Regions from separate parts of the Homo sapiens genome. Here region 2 is linked to region 1. A link is a contact called in ENCODE Hi-C data. All regions are on one chromosome and are shown on one strand. Each heading gives the region's core, a stretch centred on a gene start or an enhancer-like site at or near the end of the contact. The rest is flanking DNA. Distances are from core to core; before and after follow the strand shown.

Region 1 (5,675 bases), core at 831-3,330:
GATCCCAAGCCCATTTTCATGTAAGTGAGTGAAAAAAGGAAAGCAGGGTCCAGTCGAGAGGCTTGAGTTCTGTTCCCAGCCAGGATGCTGATACGCGTCTCCTCCTTCCCTGCAGGCCCAGCATCCTCTGGCTCCTCCTTTATCTTTAGACAGCAGAATGGTAGGTGTGGGTGGACTTAATCTCCTTCCTCTTGTGGCTTTTTGGTATTTATTTTTTCAATTAATTAATTTTTAAGTTGACAAATAAAAATTGCATATATTTATCAGGCACAACATATTGTTTTGAAATATGTACACATTGTGGAATGGCTAAATCAAGCCAATTACCATATGTATGACCTCACATAATTATTTTTTGTGGTGAAAACAGTTAAAAAATCTCCTTTCTTACCATTTTTTGATATACCAAGGTAACGAATGCTGCTTATGCATCTTTAAATTTACATAGCACTACAATGCATTAATACCCAGTGAACTGCAAAAAATATATATATATATATATATATATATATATATATATATATATACACACACACACACTTACAGTGGTATTATTAGTCACCAAAATGGAGAGGGGAAACTACAATTGTGGGAATGTGCAAGTGTTCTAATTAAGGCAATATTAACCCAGATAAGCACTTAATACCTGTCCTCTCAAATTCTCAAATGCCTTACAGCTCTGGAATGCCCATTGTGAAACAAAACAGTGCACAGTATTTCCTAAATTCTCACACACACTTCATTTTCTGACTTGGCTGGGAAACGAGAAAATCTGGCCATGGGCAATGTGCCCTCCTTCCCTTGTCTGACCCAAACATAAAGCAGTTACATCTACTGGCAGGCTAGCTGTGGCCTTTGCCCTTTCCTCTAAAGTGCCCAGTTGAGGATTGACTTCAACAAGATCCAGTGCTGACAGCAACCCTGTACTATGTATTTCCCCAGTAATATAGATGCCTTCTTGAAAGGTCAGTCCCCCTACAATAGGGATTCCTGCAGCTGGAGCCAGTGTACAGTCAAATACATCAATATCAAAACTCAGATGGACAGACCTTTGTCTTTTGCCAATCAGCAGATCAAATTTCTGTTGCATGACCTCCTGGGTGCCAAATGGATTGATGTCTCTCACGGAAAAATACTAGATATCATTGTTCTTTTAAAAAAATGTTCCAGAGGGTCCATGTCTCCTAGATCAGAATACGCTATACTTGGGGAGGAGATACAAGGTTTGTCCAGGGAAATCCTGGAAGTTCTGGTACCTTTCCCTGTAGTTCTGTGAGGAGAAATGAAACTGATAGTCCATGGAGATTTCCTGATGAAGTGGTAAGGGGTGTACTGATGTCTTCTGGGCATCAACCCAAGTGACACAAAGGTCTGGGCAGTTCCAGGCATGACCACTAATGGTACTAATTGCCAGGCTGGGGTCTCCTCTCACCGTGACGCAGCTGTAGCCAGACAACACTGCTCTGCTAACCAACTCAGCCAGTTGCTGGTTGGCTGGGCCACTGAGCACAGATTCACTGTAGGGTTGTTGAAGAGCTCATCTGTGGGGACTGGAGTAAAACTAAACTTTTCAAAGTCTTTCAGGCAGCAGCCCAAATTGGAGACCCTTTTCATCAATCCAATTTTTCTTCTGGCAGCTGGACCATGTTCCACTCCTTTTCTTTTCTGTCCCTACAAGAACGGGGCTCCTATCACAACCAGACTTCTTCAGGATAGAATGCACTTGCGTCTGGAGGAGACAAGTTCCTTAGGGACTTGACTGGCAGTGTGGGGAATCACTGGGATAGAGGCAGAGCTCAGTGCAGCTGGAAGCTTCCAGTCTCAGCAATTTTCAAGAATACAATATATTGTTATTAACTATAGTGGCCATAATTTTTAAATTCTGACTTCCCACACACAAACACTAACAGACAGCAGGCAAATATACCAGGCAAGTCAAATTTCTCAACCCAGACACATTTAGCAGATTTTATTTTAATGAAACAGAATTTTTAAAGAGATTTTATACTTCATTAAAGTTGATTTACTATGCACTTTCGCTCCCTCTGCTGGTTGTGAAGACTGTGGAAAACCACAATACATTGCCCTGCCAGTAGACTTAGAGAGCAACCTGACATCGTGTAGCCTTGAATGGTTAATCTAGAGAAGGAATGAAGTCAAGCAAGCTGTACCACTGACACAGGGACATCTCACTCTCTGCCCTGGCCATGATGGAGCTGTGAGGGATCATGCACTGCAGCCCCTATTGTGCAGATGAGGAGGGTGAATTCCAGAGATTCGAGGCCTTCCTCAGCTCCAGATCCATGTGTAATTTAGGGCCCAGGGCCAGGACTCTTGTGTGTAACTTGGAGACATGTTCCTAGTGCTTGTAAACTTCACGGACAGAACTTCATGGATAAGTGAGATTGAGCTGTTACTGAAGAGTTAATGTAGCTTTAGATGCAGCACCCCTTTCTTGTGAGCTGATTGCAAGTGTCAGGTATCAACTGGTGGGAGGCGCTTATCTCAAATCCTTAACAGACAGAAAACGTTCATTTCTTCATGTGATAGAACAACAGTAAAATTCCAGCTTAAAGTTGTTACAGCTTACTTTCTGACCTCATTAAATGACTACTCTGCTTGGATTTTTAAAATGTGGTTTCATAAATTAAACACTGAGTCTTAAAACCTTCCTTGAGTTTTAATGCCTTTCCTTTGTGAAACCATGAGGGAATCCACCACCAACAAAGCATTTTTTCCCATGTTCCTGTGCGTGCCTGGTGTCACCTGGGGTCTATGCCAAGTCAAACAAAAGAAGTTTGGAAATAGTTTGTGAAGAAATTAACTTGTATACTTAAGTATATTTAAGTAGGTCAAACATCTCCTTCTCCCCCACATTCCATGACTAATGTCCCAAATAAAAGTATATTCATTTTACATGCACCACATTTCCCAGAAAAAAGCAGCAAATGCAAGACATTTATCTGTCAGGGTGAATGCACAAGGTTCTGCTCATTTTTGCAGGAGGCAGGGAGCTGGAGGAGCTGCTGTCACCATCCTCTGACTCTCAGATGACATAGGAGTTGTTTGGTGCAGATGTTAGAGGAGAACAAAATGCCTGGACCTTGTCTCTTGAGAATGCCGTGGCTATAGGACTGAAGAAGTTGGACTTGTAGTTTGGCCTTCCTCTTTGTATGACAGTTATTTATGCACTATTCTTTTTGCCTTTTTTGATTATAAGTTCATTAAAGGCTGATACAATGTCTTATTGCTTATAGCATCTAGCATGTACTAGTTGCTAAAAAGAGGTTTGTTAAATAAAGATTTATATGCTAGCTTCTGAATAAATGTTTGTTAAGTGAAAAACTTTTAAAAGGTAATTCATTTGTGACTTTTTCAAAGCATTTCCAAACTACTGCCTGGACACCATTCTCACTTAATGTGATGAATTAGAAAAGCATCCAAATTGTTTATCCCTTTAACAATATTTTTTATCAGTGAGTTGCAAAACTGTTTCTTAAAACGTATTTCTAGGTAAGTAATTTCTGAAAGGCTCCAACCATTAAGATTTAGTATGAGGGAGGAGGGATAGCATTAGGAGATATATCTAATGCTAAATGACGAGTTAATGGGTAGAGCACACCAACATGGCACATGTATAACTATGTAACAAACCTGCACATTGTGCACATGTACCCTAAAATTTAAAGTATAATTAAAAAAAAAGATTTAGTGTGTGATCATTATTAGTATAAATTTTTGAAAAGAAAAATCGATTTGCTACACATTTAACACTAAAGAACTAATATACACAATGTGTGGAGAGCTGTATGAAATTTTGAAGCAAATGTTAGATCTAATTCCTCTTAAAAGAAAGAATCATGTTTAATTGATAGAATACAGCACTTTCATGGTTCTCTAGCAAGTCAAAGGGCTTGTCCATTTTCTTGACATTGTATTTACTTAAATGAGTTTATCTAAAGGGAGAAAGCAAGGTTACAGGCAGCTTAGAACAATGTAGTAATTGTCACTAATTAAGTGCCCTCAGCTGTGTCTATACTGGGCCACTGTTTACTTGCTTTGTACATACTCAGCTGCAGGTAGCCACACTAAAAATTCCTCCACTTGTTATCACCCCTTGCTGTTTTAATTTTTATGTGGTGAAATATTGACAAACATGTCATGCTTGACTCTCACACTTTTTCTATGAATGGGTAAATTAAGGATACAACTATTATCTCTTATTCTGAATTTTCTATCTAGAAGGTAGTGCAGGGTAGATGGATGTTGGCACTTGCTCGTGAGCTGGACTGATTAAATGATTCTGAAAAATAGAAATTCAGAATGATTGTTCTTGGAATGGTGCTACACTAGTATCCATCCATCAACATACTCTCAAACATGCTCTTTATAACCATTACAAGCAATTCCCAAAGCTGGCTGGGAGTTCAGCAAAGTTAACCTTTGTAGACCTGACCCATGACTGGGATCTACAAAGCACCATGCTTGAACCACCATAGCTTTCAGCCATAGATAAGAGTTAATTTTTGCCACCTTGAACAGCATTCTCAAGCTTTCTTTGCCTTAGTTGCCATGTTTATAAAAAGATAATGAAAGACTAAACAAGTACTTCTCAAACTAACATGCACATGAATTTCCTGGGCATCATACTAAATTTAGATTTGGATTCAAAGGTCTGCAAAGAGAGTCCACATTTGTTCCCAGGTGCTCATCTAAGACTGCACATTGAGTGCTAAGGGGCTAGTTGATCTCTATTGAGCCCTCAGCCCTGATATTCTCTCATAAAGCCTTTGCTTGTGAAATATGCTTTATCCTAAATTATGTGATAATTCACTGATTTTTGATTATCATGCCATGAGGGTCTTATAATGTCAGTGAATAAGAATAATGAATGAAGGTATAAATTGAACCATTGGACTATTTTAGAGGTTTTAAAATTCCTAAGTGTACAATAATAATAACTGTACGAATTAGATGCCCAGACTGTGTGTTCATGATTTTATCATGAAATACTAAACAGCAAAAGTAGATGGCATGTTCTGTCCATTATTATTATCAGCACCACTTCAAAACTTTATAGGACCACATGAAATATCCATTAGTGCTAGCTATTTCATTTTCTTCAGTGTATATAAATACACAGCCTGAGAACAGAATGAACTTTCAAATACTTATTTGCAAAATATTACCTAGATTTTATTTTGATGCATTGTTTTTCTTCAAGATATCTCAGAATTCTGGGCACCTCCTTAACATTATCTTTACTTTTGCCTTCTGGCCACATTTCTCCCATCTACCACAATACCACTCCACCCCAAGACCAAATTAAGTAGAATCTTATGGTAAAGATATCTACTTCTGGTGTCTTTTTTATTTAATTCAATTGTACAGGTAGGTTTTTTCAAACAGCAGAAATACATTAAGAATTTAAAAGGCTCTATGTTCTCTTGTTTCTTGAGATGTTATTTTAGCATCTGCACTCAATTTCACAATCAGCTTGACTATTTCACATCTCTAGGGTTTTATAAATCTTGAACAGCATACCTCTTCATCACTTGGTTTCATTGCGCCAATTGCTAAGCAATAATATGCAAGATTTTAACAAAAATATTTATTTCACATTTTTCTTTAAGAGATTAAATGTAGTACAAGCAAGTATTTAAAAAACAGTGATT
Region 2 (6,277 bases), core at 322-2,821, 170 kb before region 1:
AGTGTGCACAAAATTGTGGAGGAGTAAATTAGTTGAGAAAAAATGGTTTTTGAATGTTTTAGAAGTATTTATTTACATGTACACATTGAATTCCTAATTATATATTAATCGGTCTTATTTTTGATTACTTTGTCAAGTTAGTTTTGCTATATCAGTTTGAGTTATGATCATATTTTGAAGTGATAAAACAGGAGGTGGGGGAGGGGGAATGAAGAGAGTTGATTAATAGGTACAAATATACAATTAGATAGAAGAAATAAAGCCTAGAGTTTGAGAGATCAGTTTAATGACTACATACAATAATCTATTGTATATTTCAAAATAGGTAGAAGAGAATAATTTGCATGTTTCTAGCATAAAGAACAGACAAATATTTAAAGTGATATATATCCCAGTTATACTGATTTGATTTTTACAAATTACATGAATGTATAAATTGTCACTTGTATCATCAAAATATGTACATCTATTATGCATCAATTAAAAAATAAAATTATTTAAAAGTTAAAACAATACTAAAAATAGTCTTTAATGAAGAGTTACTAACTCACATCTTTTGCCCCATTTCATCCTAATTTTGGTTCAAATGAGGACAAAAAATACTTAGTGGATGCCTCCTATACCGTTGTTAAGTTTCCAGTGCCCAGTGCTGAGCCTGGCATATGGTAGACATTCAGAAAATATTTGTTCAAAGAATGAAAGCTGTTCTTTGTGTAGATCTTGGATATGAATCAAAACATTGCAAGACTTTGAGTCAATGTATTATTTTGGATTTCCTGGTCACACAGATTCAAAGAAAACTATCTTTAAATGTTTTGAAAGTGTTGGTATGTCTCAGTTTTCTTATAAGAGTGGATGAAAATTCGTAAAGACACAGCTATGTCATCTTTGCCTTTGGGCAAGAAGAAAGTGAAAGCTGAAGAATACCCTTGAGAACAATGTGAGAAGAGAAACTTTAAGTCCTGCTTTTTGAACTTTAATAAAAATCACTTTACTTGAGGAGAGTATTTTTAACTTTTCAAAGTTTGTGAGTGATGTGCCCATTCCTGTTGCTGCCAATTTAATATCCTTCTAAGGACTGGTCTCAAGTCCTAGTTTCAAAATTTTGCATTGTCTGAGTCAACACCCACTTCCAGGTATCTTTAATTTAATGCTGATATTTATATTTGTACTTTCTCCAGGTTATTTTTACAAAGCTTTCTATGAAGCTTATTTTTTAAATTTTCCATAGCTTTTAACACCGTTGAGAGAAAGTCATATCTTTAGTTTCTTTGCTTGCCCTGAGTTTCTCAGTGTTGTCTGCCTTAATCTTTGTAAACTCAGATCTATCTAGGGCCATGGCAGAATGTTTGTTATCCCTCATGTCATGTGGTATTTATCTAGCTGCAGCAGTAATACTGTTGGTATTTGGAAATAAATACCAGGCAACTTGTTTTAAATACCCTGGCACTTTTATGCAGGTGTTGAGGGTAAGAGAGAGCTTCCTATCTTGGAATAACTGAGTTATCATCTTTAAACAGAGACTGTGTTTGTTACTAATGACACTTAAGACCTTAGTACACGCAGGTGTATGTGACACAGAGAGAGAGTTTTGGTGTGTGGGGTGTGTGTGTGTGTGTGTGTGAGAGAGAGAGAGAGAGAGAGATATTGACTCTGCCTGCTGTCCTGGGGTCAGACAGACTACTAAGTGGCAACAACATATATAGATTAATTATCTGTTAGAAACTGGCACAATAGGAAGTGATGTTTTTCTTCCTTTATAGCAAGAACCATTGCTTCCTGATTCATTTTTCACCCATTCCAAATACACATACAACTCATTAGAAATGAAGAAAAACATACACGAGGAATGTGTAATTTTTTTTTTTTTTAAGCTGCAAGATGCCTCTTTCTTATTTACTTATATTTATTTATTCCCCTGCTGGGGCAGCAAACTGTTAAAGGTGACTTTAACCTGAAACATGGTTTCACAAAATGGAGTTAACTCTCTCATCCTAACACAGTTTCAGAGAGTGGATAGTGTTGGAAAAGTAACATTCACTCTGTAAGCCAGTGGATATTAAGCCTCACTTTCCAGGTCTATGTGACCCTGGTTTTTGGGCCCAGACCCTTGCATGCTACAGGCACCATCTAGACTTGGTACATTTAGCAGCATTTAGTGGTATAATTGTAAATAATAAATAAAACGTGATGCATTTTAAATGAAAGTCTAATGTGACCTAAATGGAACTGAACAATCTATTAAATTGCATAGACGTCGTGTGCTTGGTTCATTTATGGCAAACATTGTGTTACTCTGTCCCTTGCACATATATTTTATTTAATTAGGGTGGGAAAGAGGGAAAACTGAAAGTACTTTTTCTTTTCTAGTCTGAAGATTTTTCAACCCTGTGATAATTGAAAACATAATTCTGCTCAGGAAAATAAAATGATTTCCTCCTAATACTAAAGTATTCCATCTTTATTATTTTTCCTTTGTCTTTCTCATTTAGAAGGGAAAAAAGATGTGATTTTGTCGATTAATCCAGAGAATGTTTAATGACATTTCACTTCATAAAATCAGTGTGTTGGCTTTTTCAAGTTTCAAGGAACAACAAATTCTGTGACTTCAGATGGTGGGGGGTTTCTAAGGATCCATGAGAAAGTAAGGAAGCCAAGAAGCTGCCTCAGGTTTGGAGAGCCAGGCGAAGGTTTGGAGTTCCAGTGAAGACTGGAACATCTTCCAGAATAACATGGCAGCTCTACTGGTTGCACATTTCTGCGGCTCAGCCTTTCCCTTTTCCTTTTCTATCTGCTCTCTCTTCATTTTTAACCAGTGAGTCCTCTGACTGTATGTCTCATGGGATCGTCATCAGTTGATGAGGTGTCACCTAGTTTGGTACACAGCTGAGGGAATTTATTCCTCCTGCCAAAGTATTTGATGGGCTCTGGGGTTCCAAATATAACCAGGGCTGGCTAAGGTAGCAGGGTCACAGGGAACAAAGCAAGCATGGCAGCCTGTACCATGGGAGAGCAGATGTGAAAGTGCATCGTAAATTACAAATCTCTTTAAGTATTGTGAAATATATACCTACTTATTATTGATTATACTATATATTATAGCTAATATATTAATCACAAATAGATATGAATACATTATTAATATGTGTTAATAAAGATGTATATTATAGCATCCTCTACAATGCATATTACCACTCTGTGTTCTTCAATGTAATCACTGAGTTAATCATGCCTGGCAAATGTAAGCTTTCACTGCGTGTTGCGATAATTTGCAGAGGAGTCTATGATGTTCTGCTTATCATGCTCATGCCTCTGTAAGAGCAAAGAAATGCCTCAGATATAAATGGGGTCAGAGCACACACTTTTCTAGCCCTGTAGAATTGTTGTAAGGCTCAAATCAGTTATTTTATGTGGTTTGAAAAGGGTTGACTATTACTCTACACATCTAAGGAATTATTATTAGATACATGTTCAAAAAGATTTAGCAAAAATTGTAAAAAAGGAAAGAGTGGACTTTGGAAAATTTGTTTCTATGTTTTTGGAAACTGTGCTTAAGTTTTGAAAAGCTTATTCTGTAGGTAGTTGGATAGTTTGAATAGCTCTAGTATCTGAATGTAAATACATGAGCATATTGCTCATCCCAATAGCTGAGAATAAATAATGTTTTGATTCCTGTAAATGGAAATTATTTATCCAAGCAGGAGCAGAAAAGGACTAAATCATGTTTCCACTGGAAAGAGTGAGAACTCATTAAAGATAAAAGGTATAGTCAAATGGAGAGGATAAGGAAGAGGCAGAAAATGATTCAGGGTGGGTGGACAGATAGCAGATAGGCATGAATCAGAGAGGGTTTGGGGAGAGCAGGAGGCTTCCCGTATGGAGGCCATGGAGAGTGGGAGAAGGAAACTAATTTTAGGAAGAAGTGGTTGCTGAGGGCAGCAGAACAGATGGACAGAAATGACCTCAGTCCTTGTTAACATAACTGACACAACAGTCTGGACTTCCTGTTAGATGAGATACTTTATTATGTAACACAGTTTGAGTTGATGTTACTTGTAGGCTGAATAATTCTTTTAAAGCTGCTTCTCAAGGCTGATTCTTTGGCAGACAGTAAATGTGGTTTTAACTAGAATAAACTGATTCTGGTTGTATCTGCGGAGAATACTTTTATTTTCGGCAAGTGATGTGGTCACCTGTATGACCCTGATTGACCTATATTGACCTCTCCAACTTAAAGGGAAAATTATAATAATGCCTGTATTGCAACATTATTTCAAGAATTAAGTGATATCATACTGTGAATTCACTGTGGAAATTCTGAAGTGCCCTATGGTGGTAAATGATAAGAAATAAGAAAACTGTCTTTCCATTGCTCTTCTCAAATATGCTTTCAGAAGCACAATGCAACTTTTCCCACTTTTTTTTCTGTCAATTACGTTAGTGATCTAAATGATAGGGAATATATATTTTTCTTCAAGAACCTCAGTGAGTGCTAATTTGAATAAAAACAAAACAAAATACATTATGAATATTTTTATTTTTTTCTGAACTTGGGTGTAAGTTCTTTGAAGTGCCTTACTCATATCTGGCACTCAAATTTGTTGTTTAATTGGCACTTTCTGAAAACAGTATTTTAAACCAGGGGTGGTAAGTAGATTTAATCTCATGTGTCAACTGCTACTTATTTATGTGGATTCTGAAGAGCTATGCTGAGAATTCTGAAGCCATGTCTGGACTCAGTGTAAAAGAATGCTGTAATCTAATAGTGATGTCTGTCACTGACATGGAAAAGGAACTGGAGGAATTCCTGCTCATATTAATTACCCTTATCTTAACCTAAGAATATATCACTTAAATGAAGGAAATGGTGAGCTCCCTGGAGGCCAGTTATGTTTTCATATGAAGGTTAGTGGCTTCTCTTCTTACGGGTACGCCAGCCTTGCAAGGACAGCATTTTCTATTATTATCGGGGTGTGTGTGTGTGTGTGTGTGTGTGTATGTGTTATGTGTGTGTTTCAGGCAATACTTTTAGAAATTGTAGTGGACACATATGAGGTTAGGTTCAATCTCTGTGGGAATCCCCTTTTTACCATAGTAAATATAAGTAATATGTAAACATAATAATATAAATAAGTAAATATAATAAATATCAATTACAATGGCAGGCAGAATTCTAAGATGAAACCCAAGATTTCCACCTGCTGGCGCCTACACCCTGTATAATCCCCTCTCCTTGAGAGTAAACAGGACCTATGATTATGATGGAGGGCCACTCTCATGATTACAAAATTTTGCAGATGTAATTATGGACCCAAATTAGTTGATTGTGGGAGATTATCTTGGGTGGGTTCACTTTATTTAAATAAAATTTATTCAAACTTGCAGGTGTAATTAAGGACCCAAGTCAGTTGATTCAAAGGGAGGTTATCTTGGGTGGACCCAATTTATTCAAATGAAAGCCTTTAAAAGAGGGATTGGACCCTTTCTGAAAAGACAGATGCTTCTGCTAGCATTATGGAAGTCAGCCTCAGTGTTGCAATGGGGCCTGTGAGAGAGCTACATTACTGGGAACTGATGGAGCCTTTAGTTGCTGAGAGCAGTCTTATATAACAACCAGCCAGAAAGAAGGGACCTCAGTCCTACAATCCAAAAAATATTAATTCTGCCAACAGCTATGAGAGCTTGGGGAAACACAGTATGGTCTACACCTAGATTGCCACCTTGCATGACTCTGAGCAGAGGACCAGCTAAGCCATGCCTGGACTTCTAACTTATGGAAACTCTGAGATAATAAGTATGAGCTTTTTAAGCTGGTAAATTTGATGTAATTTGTTATGCAGCTACAAAACCTAATGCAATTGCTATTAAATCATAAATGATAGAGGTGAAAATGAAAGAAACAAAAAGCTTGAGAGAGATAAATAAGTATGGACTTCAAGTTTGTAAAGAGAAAAGCATGGCTTATGTTCATTCTCGTTTACAGATGAATACTGTCCCCTCCACTCCACTGGGTACATTGATTTGTCCCTTTCCCAGGTGTCAGAGCAGCATGCAGCCCATAGAGTAGCTTGCAATCATGTTAGGACACAAAAAATGCACTTCTGGGTCATCTAACAATTATTCATTATTTGTTCTAAGAATAACATGATAACATTAACAGAAGAAAGTAAACGGCTTCTCTTTCTACCTCTACAAATATAACTATTTATTTTTCCATGTTTCCCTTCAATTCGTGTCATATGTGAACAAAATATCTGAGATATGTATTGCATAGACA

Evidence for each region. A loop is a pair of places that touch in the nucleus more often than their neighbours do. Pooled maps may share reads with other maps.
Region 2: a map of IMR-90 shows a loop between it and region 1 (4-fold over the local background). The contact joins two enhancer-like sites. A Hi-C loop is called at or near these places in 2 of 168 maps with a recorded cell type or tissue (IMR-90 and chondrocyte) and 4 of 50 pooled maps.

What each region holds. Positions count from the first base shown.
Region 1 is chr6:100,173,241-100,178,915 of GRCh38, reverse strand. It overlaps the pseudogene ARG2P1. Among named protein-coding and RNA genes, the nearest start is that of MCHR2, 180 kb to the right of the region's middle. Within about 2 kb of position 2,080, at least 4 of the 41 ENCODE cell types and tissues checked have a DNase peak (open chromatin) inside an H3K27ac peak, as active enhancers do.
Region 2 is chr6:100,341,550-100,347,826 of GRCh38, reverse strand. No RefSeq gene overlaps it. Among named protein-coding and RNA genes, the nearest start is that of SIM1-AS1, 49 kb to the left of the region's middle. Within about 2 kb of position 1,571, at least 2 of the 41 ENCODE cell types and tissues checked have a DNase peak (open chromatin) inside an H3K27ac peak, as active enhancers do.